2 separate regions of the Mus musculus genome follow, and region 2 is linked to region 1. The links are chromatin loops, found by intact Hi-C in ENCODE. Cell type or tissue: gastrocnemius. All regions are shown on one strand. Links, peaks and the distances in the headings refer to the core of each region. The heading gives the core; the rest is flanking DNA. Region 1 holds the start of Hes1 (hes family bHLH transcription factor 1). Region 2 has its middle 7.6 kb from the start of Gm52263.

Evidence for each region. A loop is a pair of places that touch in the nucleus more often than their neighbours do. Peaks named below come from ENCODE experiments on the same cell type or tissue, not always from the same donor. Only the 100,000 strongest peaks of a DNase experiment are listed, where the experiment ranks them.
Region 2: a loop joins it to region 1, with 2.5 times the contacts of the local background. A loop is called at or near these places in 5 of 42 quality-filtered maps.

What each region holds. Positions count from the first base shown.
Region 1 is chr16:30,064,810-30,077,300 of GRCm38, reverse strand. It overlaps Hes1 (hes family bHLH transcription factor 1), which reads right to left and starts at 11,944. Exons shown (of 4, transcript NM_008235.2): 1 at 11,603-11,944; 2 at 11,375-11,470; 3 at 11,051-11,138; 4 at 9,505-10,429. The coding sequence starts at 11,710. The coding sequence ends at 9,873. Gm32998 (a long non-coding RNA gene) reads left to right here and starts at 6,863. Exons shown (of 3, transcript XR_876001.2): 1 at 6,863-7,188; 2 at 7,371-8,414; 3 at 8,654-9,438. In gastrocnemius, for the core only: a CTCF peak has its summit at 6,229; DNase peaks (open chromatin) are centred at 6,175, 6,776, 7,519 and 8,465; H3K4me3 peaks cover 3,148 bases; H3K27ac peaks cover 3,922 bases.
Region 2 is chr16:29,874,825-29,887,315 of GRCm38, reverse strand. No RefSeq gene overlaps it. Among named protein-coding and RNA genes, the nearest start is that of Gm52263, 7.6 kb to the left of the region's middle. In gastrocnemius, for the core only: no CTCF peak of the experiment used is centred there; DNase peaks (open chromatin) are centred at 2,211, 3,646, 4,520 and 5,624; H3K27ac peaks cover 296 bases.

The DNA of each region.
Region 1 (12,491 bases), core at 1,616-9,615:
GGGAGTTTCATGAATGGAATTTTTGTACGGCTCAGCACCTACGAACAGTTGTTGGCAGAAGCAAGGGCAGGAAGTAAGTGAGTGGGCCTGATCAGGGCATGCCAGTAGAGCCCAGGGTACAGAATGAGCCTGGTTGAGAGACAGAAAAGGCATGCCGGATCTAAGCAAGATGCAGGCATCCTTGGAAAGAATGGAGGATAGAGGTCTCTGGCTGTCTCTTAGAGAATGGTGAGAAGGGGCCAGAGTACCAGCACTTTCTGCTCTTGCAGAGGACCAGGGTTCAGTTCCCAGAACCTGAGTGATAGGTCCCAAGCCAGTTCCAGGGGATTCCATGCCCTCTTCTGTCCCCCAGAGGAATCTGTATGAATGTGACATATGAACATCACTCTTGGCAAGGTGTGTGGGAGGAAGGAAGCATCAGCCCTCAACTCTAAAGTTCCTATCTCTTTCCTGTAGTGAGTAGGGACTGGGAGACCATGGCCTTTGGGAGGCACTACCAAACTATAGTCAGAGGAAAAGGGAAGAGAAGGAGGAGGAGGGACAGGGGGGTGGAGGATTATTAAAAGTTCAAAATACAGCTAGGGAGCGGTAACGCATGTTTTTAACCCCTGGAAACAGAGACAGGCTGATCTCTGTGAGTTCAAGGCCAGCCTTGGTCTACAGGGAGAGAAAGAGAGTTCCACGACAGCCAGGGCTAACAGAATAGTTATCTCAAAATAAAAAAATATAATAATAATAATAATAATAATAATAATAATAATCATAATAAAATAGCTACATGGCAATGAAGAGGGAAGAGGACAGAATTTAGAGACAGTACTTGAGAAACAAGGAGAGGATGGAGGAGTCATGGGGGGGGGGGTGAAGGGTGGTGAATTTAAGGGGAAAAGGCAGGAGATAAAAAGTTGGGGAGAGAGGATCCACAGGGACAGGATTTTACCCAAGGAAGGAAGAGCAGTGGTTCTGCCAAGGCTCCACAGAAGGCAGAAAGTGTGTCTCTCCTCTCCACCTCTCTAGTCCTAAGCCACTCTCCTGGTCTGGTACCTCTCAACTCCTCATCCCAATTTTCTGAGTCATCAAAGCTTCTGTGCCAGGTGTGGGGGAGGATGGAGGGAGAGAGGTGTTCCTTTAAGACCCAGAGAGTGGCAAGGCTGAGGAGGGCCTTAGCAGAGGATGAAAAGGGGAACTGGTCCCTAGAACATGTGTTTTACCTAAAGGGCTTGAGGAAGGCTTCCGGTAAGCCTTGGATCCTAGCCCTCATTAGAGAGTCACAAAATAAATGAAAGTGTGTGTGTGTGCGCGCGCGCGCGCGCGAGCGCATATAAACATATATATACACACATATGTTTATGCTATCGCATGCCAGGAAACAACGCTGTTTGCTCTTAAAACATCTGAAATGCTGTTCAGGGCCTTAGCTTCTGAAATGGGTTTGACACACCGAATTTATTCTCTTGTGCTCTGCTAAGAAATAACCCCATTTTATGGTCTTGATGGCTTAGGGATAAATTTTATAACCATATATCAATGGGGAAAAGTTGGTAGAAGACAAGCTATCTACCAGAAAGCCCAGAGTCTGGCACAGTGCTTGCCAACCCTAATAGGCTGCTCCAGGCTGGAATGTTTGTAGACTAGATCTATACAGTTCATGTCTCACATTGACCACTGAATTATAAAGTAGGCGGAACATGAAAACAGATCACACTTATGAGAAAAAGTCTTTAAGCAAAAAGGTATTCCTCGGGGCTGGTGAGATGGCTCAGTGGGTAAGAGCACCCGACTGCTCTTCCGAAGGTCCAGAGTTCAAATCCCAGCAACCACATGGTGGCTCACAACCATCCGTAATGAGATCTGACTCCCTCTTCTGGAGTGTCTGAAGACAGCTACAGTGTACTTACATATAATAAATAAATAAATCTTTAAAAAAAAAAAAAAAAAAAAAAAAAGGTATTCCTCAGGCACCATGGCTGCCGTCACTCAGCCATACGTGCAACTGAGAAGGAGAGACACATGTGGAAACAGGAGGATAGTCACAGCGAAGCCTTGTCATTAATTTCAATTACAAGTATTTACTTGGGCTGCCATCGGGGCTCCCCTCATTCTTGTTACAAGGATTTATAGCATAAATAATAAAACCAGAGCCGTGTTTACCTGCTCTGAGTCTTTAAATGACATCACCCTGTTTTGTGTTGCTCTTAATTATATGTAGCTGTGTCTGTGTGTCTTCATGTGAGGATGTACATGTGAGTGCGGGTGTCCCAGAGGCCTCTGGTCCCATGGAGCTGGAGTTACACACTGTTGTGAGCTGCCTGATGTGGGTGCTGGGAACCAAACTTGAGACCTGCTCGTAACTGCCGAGACATCTCTCCAGGCCCCTACTACGTTCATCTTATGAATGTAAAGTACTTGTAGTAAACCAGATTCAAACTCACTATGTGTATTTTCAAAGTGACTGTTATACCTCCTGGATAGCTGAGATTTGGACTTTCGCTAATTTAGACTGGCATTAGTGTCTAGCCAGACTAGTTCATTAAGTGCACTTAATTAGGCAAACAGACTAATGGGGGACGCCTAGCCAGTTGGGGAAGAGAGCTTCTGAAAAGGAGGGAATCCTGGTAAGGATTTGCAGATTGCATTTTCTTTTTAAAGAAGTGGGGGTTGGGGGCTAGGGTAGGGGGTGTGGGGCAGATGCAAAGGATGGGAAAGTGGGAAAACAGGGGTATTTTACCTCATCGTGCTCTGATAATCACAACAAAGGGTAGGATCACAGCAGACTATATTGGAGCAAACTCTGTGAATGTGGTCCTCCTCCAATGCACTAGAGCAGAGGTTCTCAACCTTCCTAATGCTGCCACCCTTTAAATACAATTCTTTATGTTATGGTGAGCCTCCAACCATAAAATTATTTCCATTGCTACCTTATAACTGTAATCTTGTTTCTGTTATAAATTGTAACATAAGTGCCTGTATTTTCCGACAGTGATGGTTTTAGGCAACCCCTATGAAGAGGTCATTTGACCCTCCAAAGGAATTGCAACCCGCAGGTTGAGAACCACCGTGCTAGTGGAAGCATGAGTCTTCTTAGCATGTCAGGTGGCCTTTTTATAGCAGTGGTGATGTACAGGGTCCATTCTTGAGGTCTCAGTTTCTATATATGTTAATGATGGGTGTGAAATAATGCCAGGGCTGTAGTTGACAGTCTGGAAGTATGCCTCATGTAGGTGTGTCAGCGGGAGAGCATGTGCAGGGACCATGTTGGTGAAAGGACTTCAGGGATTCCTGATTTAGCCTTCTCACCTAGCTGCATGGGAACCCAGAGCTCAGACACTTATGTGGACGCACTCGGCATCTCCTAGGTAGTGGCCCACTTGGCACTGGAAGCCACATTTCCTGACTCTCAGTCCTTCTTCTTGACTGTGTTGACTATGCTTTTTTAGGCGATGGTAGGGTTTTAAGTTCTAGGCATTGAACCTAGGGTCTCAGAACATCGGAGAACACGGGTATTTATGATACCTATAGGTCCCTCAGCAAGGAATCTATGACTAAGCTATGCCTCCAGACCACAGAATGATTACTCTTGAAGTTAAATACTTGGCAATAATTTTTCCTAGGTAAACTTTGACCAATTATTGATTATACTGGTAATGTCTATTGTAACAAGTGTTAATGATAACTCAGAAGGTCAAAAGGTTGCTTGGTGGATAGAGCCTTCTTTTGTATCAACCCTGAGTAACACTTCCCCTTTCATATCATTTAACTTGTAATGAGTTAAATTGTTACTTTTTTTTCACTTGGTCTCTTGAGGGCCAGGCTGTGAGTATTTAGCTACAGAAGTCATGCCTCTATCCTCTAGTGCCTGGCTTAATAACTAGCATGAAATTTAGAAACTATGGAAGAAACTGTTGTCTCCCTTGGGGTGTGGTGCAATTACAAGTAGATGCTAAAAAATCAATGAGCAAAAGGCCATCGCTAGCTTTCCTATCTGGTGAATACACACTGTGGTCTTTCCACAAAGCACCATTGCAGAGGTTTCAAGTCCATTTACATACAGACATCCAGCACCACTTGTTGAAGATGCTTTCTTTTTTCCATTGAATAGTTTTGGTCTCTTTGTCAAAAATCAAAAGTCTGTAGGTATATGATTTCATTTCTGGGTCTTGGATTTAATTCCATTGGTCAACCTGTCTGTTTTTGGCTAATACCATGCAGTTTTTATTACCCTTGCTTGAGGTCAGAGATTGTGACACCTCTAGAAGTTCTTTTATTGTACAGATTTTTTCATATGAAGTTGAAAATTGTTCTTTCAAAGTCTGTAAAGAATTGTGTTGAAATCTCGATGGGAATTGCACTGAATCTACAGATTGCATTTGTAAAATGGCCCTTTTACTATGCTAATTCTACCCATGAACATGGGAGATCTTTCAGTCTTCTGAAATCTTCAATTTCTTTCTTCAGAGACTTAAAGTTCTTGTCATACAGGTCTTGCACTTGTTTGGTTAGAGTTGCACCAAGATATTTTCTATTATTTGTGGCTATTGTGAAGTGTGTTGTTTGTCTAATTTCTTTCTCAGTCTGTTTGTGTTAAGGAGGGCTATTAATTTTTTTTTTTTAGTTAATTTTGTATCCAGACACTTTGCTGAAGGTGTTTATTAGGGGTAGGGGTTTTTCTGTAGAATTTCTGGGGTCACTTATGCATACTACTATGTCACCTGTGAATAGCAATACTTTTGACTTCTTCCCTTCCAATTTGTATCCCCTAGATTTCCTTTAGTTGTCTTATTGCTCTAGCTAGAATTTCAAATACTATATAGCCAGAAACCAGAAACACCCTAAATGCACCCCAATTGAAGAATGGATAGAGAAAATTTACACAGTGGAAAGCTACTCGGCTATTAAAAACAAGGACATCATGAAATTTGCAGGTAAATGGATGGAACTAGAAAAGATCATCCTGAATGACTTGAGTGACCCACAGACCAACATTAGGTGGAGGAGTTCAGGGAGTCCTGTGAATGAGTCAGGGTAAGTCTGAGGGAACGGCTGGAATCAAGGACATCACAAGAAGACCTACAGAGTCGACTAACCCGAGCCCCATGGGGGCTCACAGAGACTGAGCCACCAGCCAAAGAACATGCATGGGTTGGACGTACATATCTGTAAGACATGTAGCAGATGTGCATCTTGGTCTTCATGTGGGCCTCCAAACAATTGGAGTGGGGAGTTTCTCTGACTCTCTTGCCTGCCTTAGAATCCCTTTCCTATAGCTGGGGCTGCCTTATCTGGCCTCAGTGAGAGAGGATGCCCCTAGCCCTGCTGGGACTTGATAGGTTGGTACCCCTGGGAGGCCTCCCCTTCTATGAGGAGGAGGGAGGAGTGTGAGGGTGGGACTGGGAGGAGAGGAGGAGGGCTGAGATGGGGTGTGAAATGAATAAATTAATGACAAAAAACAAAATAACAACAAAACCACAGCACAAACAGATGGATGATTTGATGTGCTCAAGCATTTAGGGAACGAGACCCAGACCATGTGCTTCCAACCTGATTGCTATGTTGCAGTAAAACAAGAACAGAGGCAGGGATGTAAGGCCAGCTTTGCCCTTTCTGAACTCTGACAGAGCTTGTATTTTGAATAGTTAAATACAAAAAACGATAGTAAAACATTAGTTTTTTTTTTTAAAGAGTAAAACTACAACTTCTCCATCTACATTTTAACTGTCTCTGTTCTCTTTGACAACCAAATCCTAAGTATTTTTATTTTTATTTATTTTTGGTTTTTCGAGACAGGGTTTCTCTGTATAGCCCTGGCTGTCCTGGAACTCACTCTGTAGACCAGGCTGCCCTCGAACTCAGAAATCCGCCTGCCTCTGTCTCCCAAGTACTGGGATTAAAGGCATGTGCCACCACTGCCCGCCTTCAAATCCTAACTTATTTCTGTTGTTTTCAGACAGTGTCAGGTAGCCCAGGCTAGCCTAACTAACACAAAATTGACCTTGTTCCTTCACTTCCTACTAGTTCTCCACCTCCCAAGCGCCTGGGGGGATTGCCACCACACCTTGCTCCTGACTTTTTTTTTTTATTTTTAAAGGTAAACCGTTCTATTAGAGAAATGAGGACAGCCGGCTATCCCTGTGGTCCAGGCAGGCGGCTTTGGTCTCCAGTTCCAGTCGAACCTGTGCCAGAAAACAGCAGGACACTAGGGGACACCTAGAGCCTGTTTGTCCTTTGTGTTGACTTTTTCTCCTCCCTGCTTGAAGGGAAAAACTTCCCTGGTTTCTTCCTCAGCAGGAACTCATCCGTCTGGGCGCCCTCTGTTTAAACTTAAGTCCTGGCACCTAATACATCACGCGTGGGATTAGTCACAAGCTGGGCTGTCTCGGTGGCTAAACAGGACTGCATTGCCACCAAAGTTGTCATTTTAGCGCCAGCTGCAGGCTGCCGGGAGCTTAGTAGGTGCTCAAGGTGCTTAGAAACGAGGCTCCCCTCTCTTAGGGTCCCCAGCATCCTTGTCCGGTGCAAGGCATTTGGGGTGGGGGATGTCCGAGGTGGTCCCTGCCTGCCTTCTCCTGTCCCGCTGGCCTGACTCCTGGCAGGGCCCTGCAGGCCTCCGGTGCCCCGACCCTGGCCCCCGCCCAGCTCCGCGGCTTCTAAACGCTGCCCCGAGCTACCGGGAGAACTGGAAAAACACTGGCAGGCCGCCCCACCCCCAGCGGGTCGGGCGGCCGAGACTCTGCGGCTGGGGCCTGCTGCCTGGGCGGCGCTGGCCCGGGGCGGGGAAGCGGGGGCGGCGGCCTGCCTGTCAGCGGGAGCGGGCGCGGGCTCGTGTGTCAGCGGCTCCCGCCCCTCGCCGCCCCCGCCGCCGCCCGCCGGGCCTCCCGCCGCCGCCGCCCGCCCTCCCCGCGGCCTGGCAGGCTGCCGGCTGCACAGGCGGGGGTTCGCGCCGTTCTCACGACCTCTCAGGTTGCCTGAGCTCATCTGGGAGCTATTCATTTCCTGCCAGAAAGCAGCCGGGCCTGCTGGGCGAGCCACCTTGGCCGCAGGGCCGCCGGGGCCGGCCCGGTGTGGCTGCCCTGGGCCGCTCCCGCCCGGCCGCGGTCCCCGAGGCCTCCCAGGAACCCCGAGCCACCCCGGCGGGCGCGCGGCGGGGGCAGCTCGCCCGCCCATCTGGTTGCACTTAGAAGCCCGGAGGAAGTGAGCGGCGGGTTGTTACCGGCCAAAGGGTGTGGGGAAAGTTAATTGACTTTAATGACAGGTTCCCCGTGACGATGTGGGGGTCTGGTTAAACCTCTGGGTCCCCACTGCAGAAGCGCGTGGGAGGGGTCAGGATGAGACCCCGAGGAAGGGGCGAGCCTCAGTTGCTCACCCAGAATCAGGCCCTCACCTCTATCTACCTCTGTAGATTGCTGCCAGAACCTCCGGAGAGCAGAGAGGCTCCAAGGACCTTCAAGGAGAGGCCCTCGAGGTCTCTGGCCTCAAGGACAGAGTTTGGAGCTGTGTCTTATCACAGGAGAGATCTACTCATCCGGATCTGGTTAGAGGGGCAAGGCAGCTGGGTGTGCCCTGAGGTGGTATAATTAGGCCAGGCCCAGAGGATCTGTAGGGATGCCAGAATAAACTGGAATGCTTCATCTCCCCAACCCCCAGCTACTGATTTAAGAAACAGCAGGGATACAGGAGGCAGCAGTGTCTAAGAAATAAATCTATAGCGTTTATGAACTTGGACCTATCCTAGAGAAGGGAAATGACTTATCCAAGGTGGTGCCTGCCATAAGTTCAGTGGTATAGAACAATGTAAAAGCTCCCAACGGGGATATAGGCTTTCTTCTACTCCATATTATACTTGAACAGGCTTCATTTAATAATGTAAATCCAAATTACGGGGGGGGGCACTCCTTTTCAAAAAGAACAAATGGTTTCTTTTCCTCTCACTTCTTCCTGAAGCTGCTGCGTGACACTTTTGGTGACATTAATAAAGATGCATGAAGAAATTAATTTCCCTTGTAGCCCCCTCCTCCATAGATGTAAAAGGAATTACTTTTATAAAATTGAGTTCCTGATGTCTTGATTATTTCTACTACAGAAGCTAGGAATTCTTGGTGGAAACAGAGGACTTTAATATCTAAATTTGGGATGTGTCTTAATGGAGTAATTGTTACTATGTTTATGTATAAACAAAAAGGAAAACCAGGAAAAAATGGAATGACAAAGTATGCGTTGAATACCTTTCTTGGGCAGAAAATAAGGCAAATAGGAGCCAATTAAACAAAACAAAACAAAACAATCTTTTAAACCTCTCTCTCCGGGGGTCGAAGCTGAAGGTCCTGGAAAGAACCGGCTGCTGTCTGCTAGATCATTCCTGTGATAGAGCCGCACTCGGCGCTGGCCTGTGGGAAAGGCTACAGCCAGGCGGGGGAGAGGTAAGGCTTTTGAAACAAGACAGAAAATCGTTGGCTTTATCTTTGTTAGGAAAGCTTCAAAGATTGATCTCTCCCGCCTCATCCTTCTCCTCCCAGAAGCCGCCGCTGTAAGGGAAAGGGGGTAGGGGGTTGAGAGGCGGGCGGGAGGAGCGGGGGCTGGGCGGAGGACTGGCCGGCTGTGGGGGAGGAAGGGCGCGCCGGCCAGACCCACAGCGCGGCTGATGTGTCTGGTCTCGCAGGGCTCGTGGTTTTCATTTCCCCAACACCTGGATGCAGTCAAACACCTGGCCAAATCTGAGAAAATCTGACAAGCCTTTGTGATGGGATTTGGAAGAAATTCCCTGCAGATCCTGGCACAGTTTAAAGCTGTCCGCTTTGAGTTAGGACTTGTTAAGGAGGGTTGTGTGAGCTGAAACCCGAGACAACCCTTTTGCTTCTATCTGGAGCCCACATCTTGCCTGGAAATGGGGCATGACCATGCGAAGGGGTCGCTTGCTGTTTGTATTAAAAGGGGAAAAACGGCCCGTGTGCCTGCCAGCGCAACCCCCACATGCTTTCTCCATTAAAGTCAAGCGCAGAAACTTATCAGAAACATATGTCTGCTGTTAATCATCTGGCCCGGGCTCCACTTGGGAGTCTAACTAGTTGTACCCTGGCAGAGAGAATCTGTTGACCTTTTCAGCTTGCTTGAAGAGGGTGAAGAGAGGCATTTCAAACTTTGTGATACGGGTGCCAGGGGATGCCTAGCTACGCCTGAGTAAGGACAGACAAATGAAGGTCCCAATGCTGGAGGGCTGCAATGTGGCTTGAGCGCGCTTTTACTTTAGGAGGCCAGTGGCTACTACAGGGAGTGAGTTGGGAGCCGCCCTTTGGAAGGTAAAAAAATAAGGACTGTTTATCAGGAAAGCCCCATCAAATGAATTCTCATAAATTAGGTCTTCTTAGATCATTGAGTGTTGCTGAAAGGTTTGATGGTTCCTGTTTAAAACTTTAAAAAATACATCCTATTTCTGAATTGCCAAACTACATGAATTTCAAGCCCCACCACTTTTTTTTTTTTACAAATTTTGAAATAATCAGTTCTAAGACATAAAAGCCTTCACTCTTTTATTATATTTTCTCAAATAAACTTCCCCAAAGGAAGATATTTTAAGAGCATTTTCAAACATCTTTGGCATCACATAAAAAAAGAAATCTCGTGTAAAAAACGAAATGTCATCTCAACTTTTATAATACAAAGGCGCAATCCAATATGAACATATAAAATATATACAAATGCAGTGCATGGTCAGTCACTTAATACAGCTCTCTACAAAAAGTAACTTTTTAGAATTAAAAAAAGCAACAAAATAACCACCAAATTATAAAAGTCTCTCCTAAAATCCAAGTTCGTTTTTAGTGTCCGTCAGAAGAGAGAGGTGGGCTAGGGACTTTACGGGTAGCAGTGGCCTGAGGCTCTCAGTTCCGCCACGGTCTCCACATGGAGTCCGAAGTGAGCGAGGAGCCACTGGAAGGTGACACTGCGTTAGGACCCACCGAGGTCCCACTGTTGCTGGTGTAGACCGGGATGACCGGGCCGCTGTGAGCGAAGGCCCCGTTGGGGATGAGAAAGGCAAATTGGCCGTCAGGAGCCGGCACCACTTGGAAGCCGCCAAAAACCTTGGCAGCCTCTCCAGCCTGGCTGCCCAACTTGCAGGGTGCGCTGCCGGGAGGGGGCGCCGCGCCCCCGGGGATGGGCACAAGCGGCGGCGGCGGCGGCGCGAATGGCGCGTGCTGGGGACCGGCAGGTCCTGACGGGGGCGGCGGCGGCGGCGCCTGCAAGGCGGGGTGCGCCTGCCCGGGGTAGGTCATGGCGTTGATCTGGGTCATGCAGTTGGCCAGGTGGCCCAGCAGCCGAGTGCGCACCTCGGTGTTAACGCCCTCACACGTGGACAGGAAGCGGGTCACCTCGTTCATGCACTCGCTGAAGCCGGCGCGGTATTTCCCCAACACGCTCGGGTCTGTGCTGAGCGCGGCTGCAGGCCAGAAGGAGAAAAGATGGGTCACCGAAAAGCCCTGGCCCCGGAGCCATACAGCCTCCCGCCCTGGGAGGTCCCCGCAGCGCGCCTCCGGAACCACCTGGGGTTGGGAGGGTTGGGTAGGCTAAGAACAGCCAGCTCCTTCTCCCTAGGTTGGGGACATAAGCCAGGACACTCCCTCCATCTAAACCGATCTCAGCTCCAGATCTGCCACCCCTAGTCCCGCGCGCGACCTGACCTTGGACAATGCCACCCAAGGCGCCTTCCAAACCCCACTTCCCCTCCTGCGGCAGGGGTTGGACCGGTGCTAAACCACTGACCCCTACCTTCTATCCAGCCCCAAACTTCCTCAGTCTTACGTCCTTTCGCCCTCACCGGCTTCTACCACAGCCAAGCTGCCCACCACCCTTCTCGGCTACAGCCTCTCCCTCCATTTCCGGAGCAGTAACAACTTGGGAGCTGTGGCTATAAATAAGACCCAGACCGTGGGAACGCGGAGTGAGCCAAGGCAGTAAAATGTAGCTGAATGCCTCTCACAACCGCGGGCGGAAGTCTGGAAGAAATCACCGCGGGCCGAGAGGGACACCCGCAGAGAGGGGACGCACGCGCGGTCCTTACCGGTCATCTGCGCCCGCTGCAGGTTCCGGAGGTGCTTCACAGTCATTTCCAGAATGTCTGCCTTCTCTAGCTTGGAATGCCGGGAGCTCTGCGCAGAAAAAACAAGGGATGAAAGTCAGTCCTCCTTGTCAGCTGCCTCCGAGTTCTGAAGGTCCCCGCCCGCATGTCCCACATCCCAGGGCCCGGCGGCCTCTCTCCCGCCAGTGGGAACGTAGTGCTGGCGGGGTAAGATCCACATGCAGCAGGCTAAGAGCTTAGTTCTTTGTGCCTGGGAAATGCCATTCCATTCGTAATTAAAAATAAAAAAAAGCATTGCTCACTTACATCTTTCTTAAGTGCATCCAAAATCAGTGTTTTCAGTTGGCTTAGACTTTCATTTATTCTTGCCCTTCGCCTCTTCTCCATGATAGGCTTTGATGACTGCAAAGGGGGAGAAAAGAGGTCCTGAGTTCCCACGGGATCTGCCATTTCACCCCGAGGTTTTAAGAGAAAAGTAAAAGGAGTCCCGCTGTGCACAACCCACTTAATTTCTAGACGCAGGTACTGTCTTACCTTTCTGTGCTCAGAGGCCGTCTTTGGTTTGTCCGGTGTCGTGTTGACACTGGCTGGGGTAGCAGCCACCGGGGAGGAGGAATTTTTCTCCATTATATCAGCTGGCATTTTCGTTTTTTTTTTTTTTTTCTTCTCAGTCCCCAGAGAATTTTATTTTTGGAATCCTTCACGCAAAAAAAAAATAATTTTTTTTTGCTTACGTCCTTTTACTTGACTTTCATAAGAAAAACTACTGAGCAGTTGAAGGTTTATTATGTCTTAGGGCTACTTAGTGATCGGTAGCACTATTCCAGGACCAAGGAGAGAGGTAGACAGGGGATTCCGCTGTTATCAGCACCAGCTCCAGATCCTGTGTGATCCGCAGGCCCTGGCGGCCTCTATATATATCTGGGACTGCACGCGAACGGCTCGTGTGAAACTTCCCAAACTTTCTTTCCCACAGTAACTTTCAGCCAATGGGAGGAAGAGACACGCGGCACCGCTCGTGGACTGCGCCCCCCCATTGGCCGCTAGGCACAAGGTCTGGCGGCCAATGGCGCGCGCCTGAGCCCGGGGCACCGGAGGCTACAACGTCAATCAAAAGGATTTTAACCCTTTGCTAACTCTTTCCTCTGGGCTTTGCTTAGTTTTAGTCTAGTCTATTTCTTTTGTGGCCAGGCCTTTGGTTTTTATTGTTCTTGCTGCATGCAATATAACTACTTTGTATAATAAGTTCATTTGAAAAATATTTTGAACAGATATAGGCCAAGACAAAATTTAGTGATTGAAAAAAGGAGGGAACAAGGTAAAGAGGATGTGTTACTCTAATGTCTTCCGGAATTCCCGCTCGAACTCTGTATGTTTAGGGGAGTCAAAACTGCTCATGAGGTTGGGGAGATACTAAACCCCA
Region 2 (12,491 bases), core at 2,140-10,139, 190 kb after region 1:
CTCAAAACTAGTAGCTTCTTCCAAATTTGAAAGCACTGAACAAATTATAATAGTAAGATTTAAAAATATTTCTGCATATGGGAAACTTTGGTTTTGTTTAAAAGCACAGTAGCAGACATGAATGGACATCTCACTCATAGAATTCTAAATGGCAGACACAGAAACTTGCCCAGGGCTTATAGGAGAACAGTCAGGCAGTTGAGATGTGCTTAGCTCTAGAGAGAGCTTTCCAGAGACACAGCTTGGGTACCTGCCAGAGGGTCCCAGCAAGCAGAAGACAGAAAGAGAGAAAAGTCCTATAGTGTGTGCAGGAAACTATGAAGAGCCTCCTATTGGTGATTCATAAATCCCGAAGCAGGAAATGAGCACAGAGATAAGAGAAAGCTGGAAACTTGGCTTGGGCTGCTCAGCTCGGAGGCAGCTCAACAGGACAGAGGATGTCCTTCCCAGTGGCTCAGCTGGTCTGAACCTCTTCTAGGCAGCTCCATCTACCCGGTTCAGCAAAGTGTCTACCTATACCAGTGAGCTTCCTCCAGTGGGCATGGGAGCCCCCGGAGAGTTTCAGTCAGAGAGATGGAGTGATCTGGTATGCACTTTTTGTTTGTTGAGACGGGGTCTCAATAAGTGACCCTGACTGAACATTCTAGAACCCACTGTGTACACCAGTCTGGTCTCAAAACTACTGTCATACTGAGCCTGCTATTAGAAGAATGGCTTTAAGTCCTAGCGCACCCTTATTGGGCTTGATTCCTGCTTTAGACTACAGTGTGGAGACTGGCTGAGGCGTTTGTTTTGAAAGTGTATCTTGACACTTTTTAGGTAAGAGGCAGATGAAGTTTTCAAGTAAGGAAAATTTTCTTACTTACATTATGGTCACACATGCACAGACAGCTCTCCAAAGGCTGTGGTAAAGAGCTACTAGGTACCAGGAGAAACTCATCTTTTTGTGTCATCACAAAGAACCAGGAGCCTGGCAGTGTTGGGGATTGAACCTGGGGCCTCAGTGCATGTCAAGCAAGCACACCATCACCCCCAGCTACACTCCTAGCCCTCCAGTCCCTTATCATCAGATTTGAGAGTCGGGTCTGTGGTACTTCCTGTGTCACACAGAAGCAGCTCACAGCTGGCTTTTTGTACTTTGGTTTGGGAAAAGTATGTAGGGAAGTAATTCAGCTTTGTCCCTTCTTCCTTTGATCCTTCCTTCCTTCCTTGCTTCCTTCCTTCCTTCCTTGCTTCCTTCCTTCCTTCCTCCTTCCTTCCTTCCTTGCTTCCTTCCTTCCTTCCTTGCTTCCTTCCTTCCTTGCTTCCTTCCTTCCTTCCTTGCTTCCTTCCTTCCTTGCTTGCTTGCTTCCTTCCCTCCCTCCCTCCCTCCCTCCCTCCCTCCTTTCTTTGTTTCTTTCTTCCTTCCTTTTCTTTTTTTTTTTTTTTTTTTTTTTTTTTTTTGTAAATAAGTTCCGTGTCTCTGCTTTGCCATGTTTTCTGTGATTGCTTTCCTGGAGCAGTCCAAGTGTGGGGTGTGAGCACCTTCTAGACCGGCTCATTTCTCAAGCCTTCAGCAGTTACTCACTCTTTCCCCCTGTATGTTCCAGAAGCAACTTCCAAGCAGCAAAACTGATGAGGAATTTTTAAATCTCCTCTCCAGGTCCCTAGACGGTCTGATGCATTTTTCTTACATCCTGATCTTTCCGAGAGGAGGCTACAGGGTGGCATCCTCTATTCCAGAACACTGGGTAACTCCAGGAAGAGGCAAGGAGGGCACTCTGAATGCTGGAGGGAGAGGGAAGCCTGTGAGCACCGTTCCCTGAGGTGTTGGGAGGAAGAAGGGCACTCAGTGGCTAATATACCATCTCCTTTCTACTCATGACAGGAATGAGGAGTTTCTCATTCCTGTGTCTGGCTCTGTACCCCTCATGGTAGCACGATGAATTGGGGTGTCATTGAGGCTGCTGAAGGCCCAAATTGGGTGTATGCAGCTGCCACATTTTCTACCAGTCAGGACTCTAAAGCAGCAGAGGGGAAGAGGTTTGGTTGGTGTGGTTGCTCTCTGTAACAGCCAGGGTGAAGGTGATAAGAGGGGTCACTTGGAAGGTAGCAAGCCATCAGCTGAGATGGGCCGAGGCAGTAGCTTTACTCAGAGGGTGAGTCCTTACCCATTTGAGACCCAAAGCAAATTCTCCAAGCCCTGTTGTATTTGGCTAACAGCAATCCCCAAACCACAGGCTCCAGGGCTACGAGCCAGCGTTCCAGAAGAAGCCACCCACGGAAGAAGAGAGATGGAAAGAGGAAGCCTGGCTCTGTGTGTTTGGAGACAATAGCTTTTAGAGATTCTTAATAAGGCCTCAAGCAAAATCTTGTCAACATTTATAGCTGCTGACCTGGGTGGGGGATTAACTGGTCTTCCTTCAAGTAAAATAATCAAAGAGTTATGGGTCCATCCTCTGTGTCCCAGAGCCTGGGGGACTTGCTCCGATGAGGAGCCTGGGCCTTGGGAAGCTCCTCTCTCTTATCCCTTCAAACTTCATTTCAAATAATTCTGTAAACTTTTAGAAATAGCTCCTCTGGGGGAGGGAGAGATGGCTCAGTCGATAAGAGCACCGCCTGTTCGACCAGAGGTCCCGAGTTCAATTCCCAGCAATCACATGGTGGCTTACAACCATCTGTAATGTGTTCTGATGACTTCTTCTGGCCTGCAGATGTACATGCAGATAGAGTGCTCATATTCATTAAATAAATAAATACATACATAACATAACATAACATAACATAACATAACATAACATAACATAGTTCCTCAGGAGTGGAGGAAAGGTTTGGCATCATCTATGAGGGGCTCGAGCAAGAAATCCAACCTCACTAGATAGGGTGCTGCGTGCCTTTAATCCCAGCACTCAGGAGGCAGAGGCAGCTGGACCTTTGAGTTAGAGGCCAGATTCCAAAACAGCCAGAGCTACAGAGAGACCCTGTTCGAAAAGCAAACAAAGAAACAACAACACATACAAAAGACAGGAACAAAGGAAGGAAGGAGGGAAGGAAGGAAGGAAGGAAGGAAGGAAGGAAGGAAGGAAGGAAGGAAGACAGAAAAAAGAAAAGAAAGCCTTAGCTTAGTCAAGATGGCTGGCTATGTGAGCCGTATAGACAAGCCACATAGACAAGCTCATGGAGATGGATGCCACAGCGAGAGAGAAACCATCAAGGCATCTCACGGGTCAGGTACCTTTGTAGTCTCTCAGGTTGAAAAGAGCCCTCAGTACCACCTATTTAAAGGAGAGGAATTTGCACTGAATTCTCAGTCTTCAGATCCTGCCGACTTTGAACCTACTTGTATCTGTGTGATCACACACACAAACATACCCACACAGAGATGCACACATGTGCGCACACACACACACACACACACACCACTACACTTCATTTGCCATAGTACACCCTCCCCCATAACCCTGTGCAGTCAGGAATTCAATTCAAAGCAAAAGGGATTCTTGAGGAGGGGGGAAAAAAAAAGGAATTCCATAGTGGTGAGGTTAGGGTTACAGCCCTTGAAGCCAGATGGTTTCCTGGAGACGTCAGGGGAGCTGGGTGAGGTGGCATGGGGGACACCATCCGGGAGCCCCAAGAGCTAAAGCTGGCACTTGCATGTGGCTGGCATCTGCTTAGTGCTGTGGATGGTACCTTCACAGCATCTCCATCTGCCTCCAGCATCCCCAGCCTGGGACCTAAGTTGCTGTATTCTATTCTCCACCCATTTCTGAAAACTGCCTGCTCGGGTGCTACTTCAAAGTCCCCTGGGAATGCCAAGTCGCCAATTAAGCCTCTTTGAGGCAGGTTCTCATTCCTTCCCCACTAATTGAAATGTTACTCCTTTTACTAAACCCATAAACCACCCAAACACAACGGCCTTCCTCATTTGCATTGTAACAATGTCCCTAATGTCCTTCCAAGAGCTTTACGTAGAGCCGAACCTTTTCTCTACCCCCCCCAACCCCCCAACGGTCAAAAGCAATTCCGAGGCAAAGGCCTTCATTTCCATCCCTATACAGCTGCTCATTAGCCAAGGTGGAATAAATTCCCTTTATTCTGGATTCATTTCCCAGGATGATAATGTCTTTTTTGTCTCAGGCCACTGTTCCCAAACTGGCCTTAATTGCTGATAGTAATTGAGTTAATGAGTATTTACAGCCGGTAAGGTTAAAAAAGGTCTCCTGTAGTTTTATTTGTGACATTTTATTTAACCTGCAATAAAATCATTAACAAGTTGTCCCCGTGTTAATTTTCTGGCCCTTCATCTTGTCTCTGTCTCTTGGGAAAGTAGGGTGAAGGTAGATGGCTCGGTCCTGGGGGTAGTTCTTAGGTTGCAGGGATGGGGAACCCAGCCTCATCCAGGTTTTCTTCTATTCAGAGAGGAGGGCCTCTCCCAGTGAAAGCAGATAGCCTGGGGCCACGATGCTCCACAGTCTCCCAGGCGCTTGGCCAAGTCACAGTCGGGGTGATGAAATCCCTTCAAAGCCACTGGGCTGGGCCAGGCTCAAGCTCCCTACCAGCAGCGCCAGCCTAAAGTGGCCCACAGGTCGGGCACAGAGCCGAGGTGTCAGGCAGTGTGAAGAGTCTGTGCATCGGTGCCTGCCAGAGAGAAGATCTGAGATGGGGCTGGAGGAGGCACCCATGCTTGTGGGCAATGCTAGGGCAAGCCAGGGGCTTTCCACACTTCACACTGGGAGGCCTGAGACTTGTCTGTGGGAGTCAGTCACTCCTAACCTTCATGTCTGCTTCCTTGCAAGCCACAGTGGGAGAGGTGGAGGCCCCTTTTCACAGTGGGGTTCTGGTTTCTTTGTTACTTCTTTAGAGTGAAGCTGGCTTCCAGGAAAAAAAAAAAGAACCTCAGAGGCCACTCCCAGATAACAGCAACTCCTTTTCTTCCTTGTGTGCTCTGCGTGGGGGGCTACTGGTGGCGTCTCCTTCAGAGGTGTCCAGAAACAGTGTTTGGGGGAATGATGAATCACACTGTAGCGGAAGTATCCAGCAGTTCCCTAGCATACACAATGGCTTTGGTTTCCTGGACATACAACTAGACTGTCTAGGCCTTCTTCAAGTTAGATGTCACCAGGTGACAGCAGAAAAAAAAAAGGTGTGCATAGGAGGAGATCCAACAACTTGCAGCCCAAAGTTAAAAGCAGCAGGGTCCAGCCAGCTGAAAATTGTCACACAAGGAGTTGAGACAGTCCCACCCTTCCTGTATGTACACATTAAAAAAAAAAAAAACTGGAATTTTTTAAATTTATTTTTTATTTTATGTGCATTGGTGTTTTACCTACATGTATGTCAGCGTGAGAGGTTGGGTCACCTGGACCTGGAGTTAACAGTTGTCCGCTGCAATGTGGTTGCTGGGAATTGAATCCCCTGTCCTCTGGAAGAGCAGCCAGTGCTCTTAACCACCGAGCCATCTCGCCAACCCTTCTGTGGAATTTAAACCACTCTACGCTCTGGGAACTATCGGTGGCAGGAGCCTACTCTACATTCCAACAAGTACAGTGTGCCCTGCGCTGTGCCTGGGAATGGTCGTCTTGCTTGGGATTCTCACCCTCTGAGACCTTTCCCATGTGGCTCTGATCCGGGCCCCTTTGCAAAGCCTTCCCGTGGGCAGAGGAAGCAGAAAGCTGACCCGACTCAGTCATTACCCTGGCATCCTACCAATGCCACTTTTGCCTGCCTGTAGGCAGATTAAAGCATCTGGCCAAGGCGTAACGTTTAGAAATTCAGTTCTCGGGCCACTCCCCAGACTCACTTCATCAATGACATTTCTGAAGTCAGGCTCCCTGCATGAACAGACTGGAGAAGACTAAACTGATTTCTGGAACAGTTCAGCCTGTCAGGAGTTGGGGATAGGAAGGGGGGTAGGAGTCATTCAAAATCCACTTGTCCCTTCATCTTGTGATGGACAGACAGACAGAGACCCAGAGCCAGGAAAGGGCAGAATCAGCCTGAGGGCCCCTGGCTTGAGCCTGGTGCTCCTTAACTGAAGACAGAAACAAGGTACGTGCCATGTGCTGTCATCAACTGTCCCTTTGCAACTGCTGATACCTGCTTAACATTCTTCATGCTCTGTAAATCATCCGAACATACTTGTCTCTGAGCCTGATGTTCCGGTCTTCACAGCCGGTACCACAGCACTGTCTCCTCTGGGCACATTTCAAGTACAGCTCCTGTGGTTTCTGTAAAGTCAAGGTTGAGCATATTGGGCAGGTCGGCTTTTCTCGGGTGGTTGTTTTCCATGCCCACCTGGAATCAGGGGCTGCTGAGAAAACCTTCTTCAAGGCACGGGGGAGGGGCTGCTTATGGTAGGAAGTGTGGCAGCTGTAGACTGCTAGACTGTCAATTAGTGTCTTTGGTCTGACAACAGTGAAAGAATTCATCCCATTTTATAGAGGAGGCAACTGAGGCTCAGATAACTTTGCCGAGTTACTCAGGTCTCTGCTAGGACCTTTTTGACTTCCAGCTCTGAGCTCTTCAGTCTACCGGTCAGTGGGCAGGTTGCCCTCTTCTAACCCAACTACATTGTCTCTTCATGTCTATGAAGGTCCTGGCTTATTTTCTAGAGCCAATTTTCCAGAGTTCAGAGGTACACTGGCCAACACAAAATAAAATAAAAACAAACAAACGAAAAAACATATTCCATGGGTGGCTCTGGCTCCCCATAGCCAATTATATTCTTTATTGTTGTTCGTTTTGTTTTGTTTTGTTTTGTTTTGTTTTGTTTTGTTTTGTTTTGTTTTGAGACAGTGTTCCTGTGTATCCTTGACTGTCTTGGATCTCACTTTGCAGACCTGGCTGGTCTTGAACTAATTCGCAGAGATCCACCTGCCTCTGTGTCCTCAGAGCAGGGATAAAAGGCATGTGCCACCATCACCTGGTGCCAGTGATATTCTTAATTGTTGCAGTGACTTCAAAACTCATGCCTTTTGCCCTCATTACTTCCTCTCCAGGAACTTCTGGGGAATCAGAGTCTTGGAGGTTTGGCTAAGAGGCCATAAAGTGTGTGATGGTTTTGCTTTGTTTCCCCCGTTGACACAAGCTAGAGTCATCTAGGAAGAGGGAACTTCAGTAGAGAAAATTTCCCCCCATCAGATTGCCTGGAAGCAAGTCTGTGGGTCATTTCCTTGATTAATGGTTCACAAGGAAGGACCCTGCCCACTGTGGGCAGTGTAACCCCGGGACAGGCAGTCCTGGGTTATATAAGAAAGCAGGTTGAACAAGGCAAGAGGAACAAACTAGTAAGCGGCACCCCTCCATGGCTTATCCTGCCTCCAGGTTCCTGCCTTGAGTTTCTGTCCTGACTTCCCTTCATGATGTATGCTAAGAAGAAATAACCCCTTTCCGCCACAAGTTGCTTTGCGCTGTGGTGTTTTATTCCAGCAAGGGAAAGCCACTGGGACAAAGTCTAAGCCTGAGTTTACTCCCAGCCTCATAAGCTCTTGGTGTGTCTGTGGCAGGCGCCAAGTGTCAGTAAAATGTGCTTGGTGAGAGAATGTGGAAGACAGGACCTGGGTTAGCTCGTCTCCATTAAGAAACAGAGGCAATGAGCGTTTTCTTCAAATCCCATGGCTGGAAACATGCAGAAGGAAACCACACAGCTCCTTTGGGAAGGGGATGTTGAAGATGGATTGTCAGCTTAAGAGGATCTGGAACAATCCAGGAGTGAAGCCTTGGGGCATGTCTGTGGGGAAGATTTCTAGATGGCATCAATATCTTTGTTGCTTTCCTTATTGCTGGTCTGAAATGCTCTTAAAGAGCAACTTCAGGGACCGAGGATTCATTCTGGCACATAGTTCAGGAGCAGTCGTGGGGAGGCCAAGACAGCAGAAGCTTCATGCAGCTGATCCCATCGCAGGCACACACACAGTCAAAGCAGAAAGGAATGCATGCATGCTGCTATTTAATTCTCTCAATTTATACAGTCCTGGATTCCAACAGGGAATGGTTCTGACCACAGTGACTGGGTTATCCCACCTCCATTCACGGAACCGTAATCAAGGCAATCCCCTCCAGCTATGACCAGAGCCAGTCTTCAGGGTGATAAAACTGACAACTCACACTAACCTTCACTGTGGACTAGGAGAGGAAGACCCACCTAAATTCGGGTAACACTGCGTCATGTGCTGGGGGCTCAGACTGAATAAAGAGAAAAAGAAAGCAGAATGATAATTGGTCTCCCTGTGCTTCCCGGCTACAGATGCATCGTGGTCAGGGCCTCATTCTTCTGCTGCCATGATGTCCCAGCTTTGGTGGCTGTACCATGGAGCTGGAGCTGTGAGCCAAATACACCTTTCCTTTCTATGTTGCCTTGGTTAGACCCTTTGTCATGGCAATGGGAAAAGTCACTGCAGGATGTACATCACATGCCTACCCTCTTAAATACAGGTGTGTGTGTGTGTGTGTGTGTGTGTGTGTGTGTGTGTATGTTCCTCTCTGCACCTTCTGAATCCATCTCTTCTCTGCCAGCAATTTTTTTTTTATTGTATGGAATAAAAAAAGATTTTTTTTGTTTGTGTGGATAACCTTCCCCCTTCCACGGATGGGGTCGCAGTCACTCAAACACTGGGGATGGAGAGTGAAAGGGTTGAGAGGTTAGATCTGAGGGTGCCAATAGCACCCATGCTTTGTATGTGATCGATTAGTTTAATGAAGGAGATTTGCTTCATGAATACATACTTTAACAGTCACCACGCATGGCTCACTGGAGGATCTCTGTGAGTTCAAGGCCAGCCTGGTTTACATAGTGAGTTCCAGGACCACATAGAGAGACCCTGTCTCAAAGACATAAATCCATCATGTGCATTTTCCATTTGATATATTTTTGGACTTTTTTTTTAAAAACGAAAGAGAGAAAAAAAGAAAGAAAGAAAGGAAGGAAGGAAGAGAGAAAGAAAGAAAGAAAGAAAGAAAGAAAGAAAGAAAGAAAGGAAGGAAGGAAGAAAGGAAGGAAGAAAGAACGAAAGAACGAAAGAACGAAAGAACGGAAGAAAGGAAGGAAGGAAGGAAGAAAGGAAGAAGGGAAGAAAGGAAGAAAGGAAGAAAGGAAGAAAGGAAGAAAGAAAGAAAGAAAGAAAGGAAGAAAGGAAGAAAGGAAGAAAGGAAGAAAGGAAGAAAGGAAGAAAGGAAGAAAGGAAGAAAGGAAGAAAGAACGAAAGAACGAAAGAACGAAAGAACGAAAGAACGAAAGAAAGAAAGAAAGAAAGAAAGAAAGGAGAAAAAAAAACCAGAATCTCGCAGTGTCAGAGACCTGACAAACTCTTTCAGTCTTAGGCAGTCCCAGGAGAAAAGTCATTGCATTTCAATGGCTGGGTCCCTGGGGCTAGAGCACAGGATCTCAGGCTTGCTCTGAGAGCACTGGAACAACAGCTGTACCTCCAGCCCTGTGTCAAAACATCACAGCTGTCATGGCGAACACATCTCTGCTCACAACAGTGAGCTGTCTAGGACTTGCTTTGTAAGCGGTAGAAGCAGAGACAGAGGTAAACAGAAACTCAGATGTGCTTAAGTCAAAACCTAATTCCTTTCTGAACCATTTTTTTTTTCTTCTGTGAGTACATAAACGTGGTGTCCTGGTTAGTTTTTGTCAGCTTGACACTGTTGAAAGGAATCTCAATTGAGAAAACATCTCCATCCAATCATCCAATTGATGGATGATTGACGTGGGCGGGTCCAGCTCACTGTGGGTGGTGCTACCCTGGGCAGGTGGGGCTGGGCTGGATAAGGATGCAGGATGAGCAAGCCACAAGGAGCAAGCCAGTAAGCAATGCTGCTCTGTGCCCTCTGCATCAGCTCCTGCCTCCAGCTCCCTGCCTTGAGTTCATGCCCTGACTCTCCTCAGTTACCGACAGTAAAGCTCTGAAGTGAAGGAAGCAAACCCTTTCCCTTCCAAGTTGCTTCCTGTCATGCTGATTCATCACATCGATAAAAGACAAACTAAGACACATAATGATCAAGAACAGCTTTTCTAATTTAATTTAAGGCTTAAGAACAGTTACTCTAAAAGTAAAGGCATATCATCTGACGAGTCTCTCTCTCTCTCTTTGTGTGTGTGTTTGTGTGTGTGAGTCTGTGTGCATGCATGCTCACACATGTGCATGCATGTCTGTATGTGAAGGTTAGAAGAACTGTCTTCCTCAATTATTTTTCTTCCTCCTCCTCCACCGTTCTCTTCCTTTTTCTCCTCCCCCTCCCCCTCCCCCTCCCCCTCCCTCTCCCTCTCCCTCTCCCTCTCCCTCTCCTTCTCCTTCTCCTTCTCCTTCTCCTTCTCCTTCTCCTTCTCCTTCTCCTCCTTCTCCTTCTCCTTCTCCTTCTCCTTCTCCTTCTCCTTCTTCTCCTTCTCCTTCTCTTTTGAGTGAAGGTCTCACTAGAGCTCACAGAGATCCATCCGCTCTCAGTCCATGGATCCAGACCCCTCTGTCATTTTCTGTATCCTCCTTTGATAGGGAATCAGAGAACTCAGAACTGCAGGTCTGTATTTGGCCATCAGCACATCTCTAGCTCCAAGGGTGGGGCAGACTCTCTTCTTTGGGGGACTAGAGCTGGAGTGAGCACGGTTTCAGGTCAGGCCTTCTCACAACGGCTGAGTAAAGACCCTAAGGCACACCAGAGTGCCAGAGTCTCGCCCCTCAGTGTTCCCTCCAAAGAGAACAGGAGATAAGCACCCTTGTAAGACAGTTGGTTTCATTTGGTGGATGGGAATTCAATGGCTCCCGGGCTCCATTCTACTCATCCTGGCTCCGGCTTAAGTTTTAAAACTAATTCTCTCAGCATTAATCTGAAAGGATTCTTCAAACAAAGGCTCAACATCTGAGTCTATTTACCCAGTGTGCAGCTGTGTCAATTGGCCAAGACAAAGCCGGGCTTCCTGGCCAGCCCACAATGGGCGGCAGGTAGTTCTCTGAAGAGAGGCGCTCCGAGGCAGGGGCCTCTCACCAGGCCACCACCCTCCTTCCAATGAGGAAGAGCAGAAGCCCCGGGGTCAAGAGAAAAGGAGGGTGTCCCGCCCCCACCTCCCCCACACAAGTGGAGACTGAAAGATATGATCTGTAAGCCCATCAATTAGGGCTATTAAAAAGGTAATTAGCCCTCTTCCATGGAAACCAAGGACAGAGATGTGAAAAGAGGGGGAATTCATTTCCCTGTGGTTACATTTTAGTGTGACTGGTACCTTTAGTGATGAAGGAGGTGCTATTGTTGAGACTGTCACTTGACCATCTTGAGGAGGGGACATCAATTCTGTTACAGGGATATCTGATGGTAAAAATGGGAATTATTTGTTCTTTAAAGAAACATGTAATTTTTTTTTTCTGCTGTCCACTCCTAGGTACAAATTAAATGGCCAGGTCTGGAAGGCTGGGGGCGGGGGGGGGGGGTGTGAGAGGGCTTCCCTTTCTAGGTTCCTCTCTGTGGCAGAAGGTAAAATATGAACATATCGGCAATGCGCCAGCCATATGTCCTGGGCTCCGTGTGTGTGAAATTCATAAGTGGTGTTTCCATTCCCTCTCTGTTCAAGTGTTTATTTTGACAATAAAAGGCCAAAAGGGAGCTAAAGGACTGAGAAAAAAATATTTTTCATGATGAGAGTTGAAGTTCTCTATTGGCATGAAACTCAAGCACAGAATGCATTTATGCCACACTGGCCCAGCTCACCATGAATACACAAACTGATGTTTACATAGCCCAAGTCTGTGTGTGTGTGTGTGTGTGTGTGTGTGTGTGTGTGTGTGTGCTTGCAAATAAAGAATAATTTAACCATTTTCTTTTTTCCTACCATCTAATGTCTTCTTCTCTATTCTTACATCTTCCCCCTGCCCCCACTAAGAGGTTCGTATAGCAAGCTGTGCAGGTTACAAGTTGCCACTGGGTGTGTGATTTATATCCACTAACCCACACAACAAAGGTGCAGAGTGTCTAGTGATCTCTGAAGCCTCCTGCCGCATCCACTGCAGGCAACCATGACTCTTATTTCTATAGAGTAATTGAGCTTGCTCTAGAATTTTATATAAGTGAAGGTGTGAATCCTTCTATAGCTGACACTTTCTTGCTTAAAATACCTTTATTTTATTTTATTTTATTTTATTTTATTTTAGCTGAGATCCACGTGGATGCTGAGTGTATTAGTGGTCTATAGTCTTTTGTTGACAAACAGTATTTGACTGTGGGACAAGCCCATAATATATCCATTCTTGTGTTGATTGGCATTTGAGTTCTTGTCAGTCTTGGGCTACCGTGAATAGAGCTGATATAAACATTCTTGAATAAGATTTTGGTGGTCATATGTTTTCAGTTTCCACGGGCAGTTTACCTAGGAGAGAAATTCCTTTCTCATAGGTTGGGTAAACCTTTTATTTTTGAAAGACAGGGTTTGAGAGATGGCTCAGCAGCTAAGAGCCCTCACAGCTCTTACAGAGGATTAGTGTTTGGTTCCTAGCTCCAGGTGGCTCACAACCTCTTTTCAGTCCACT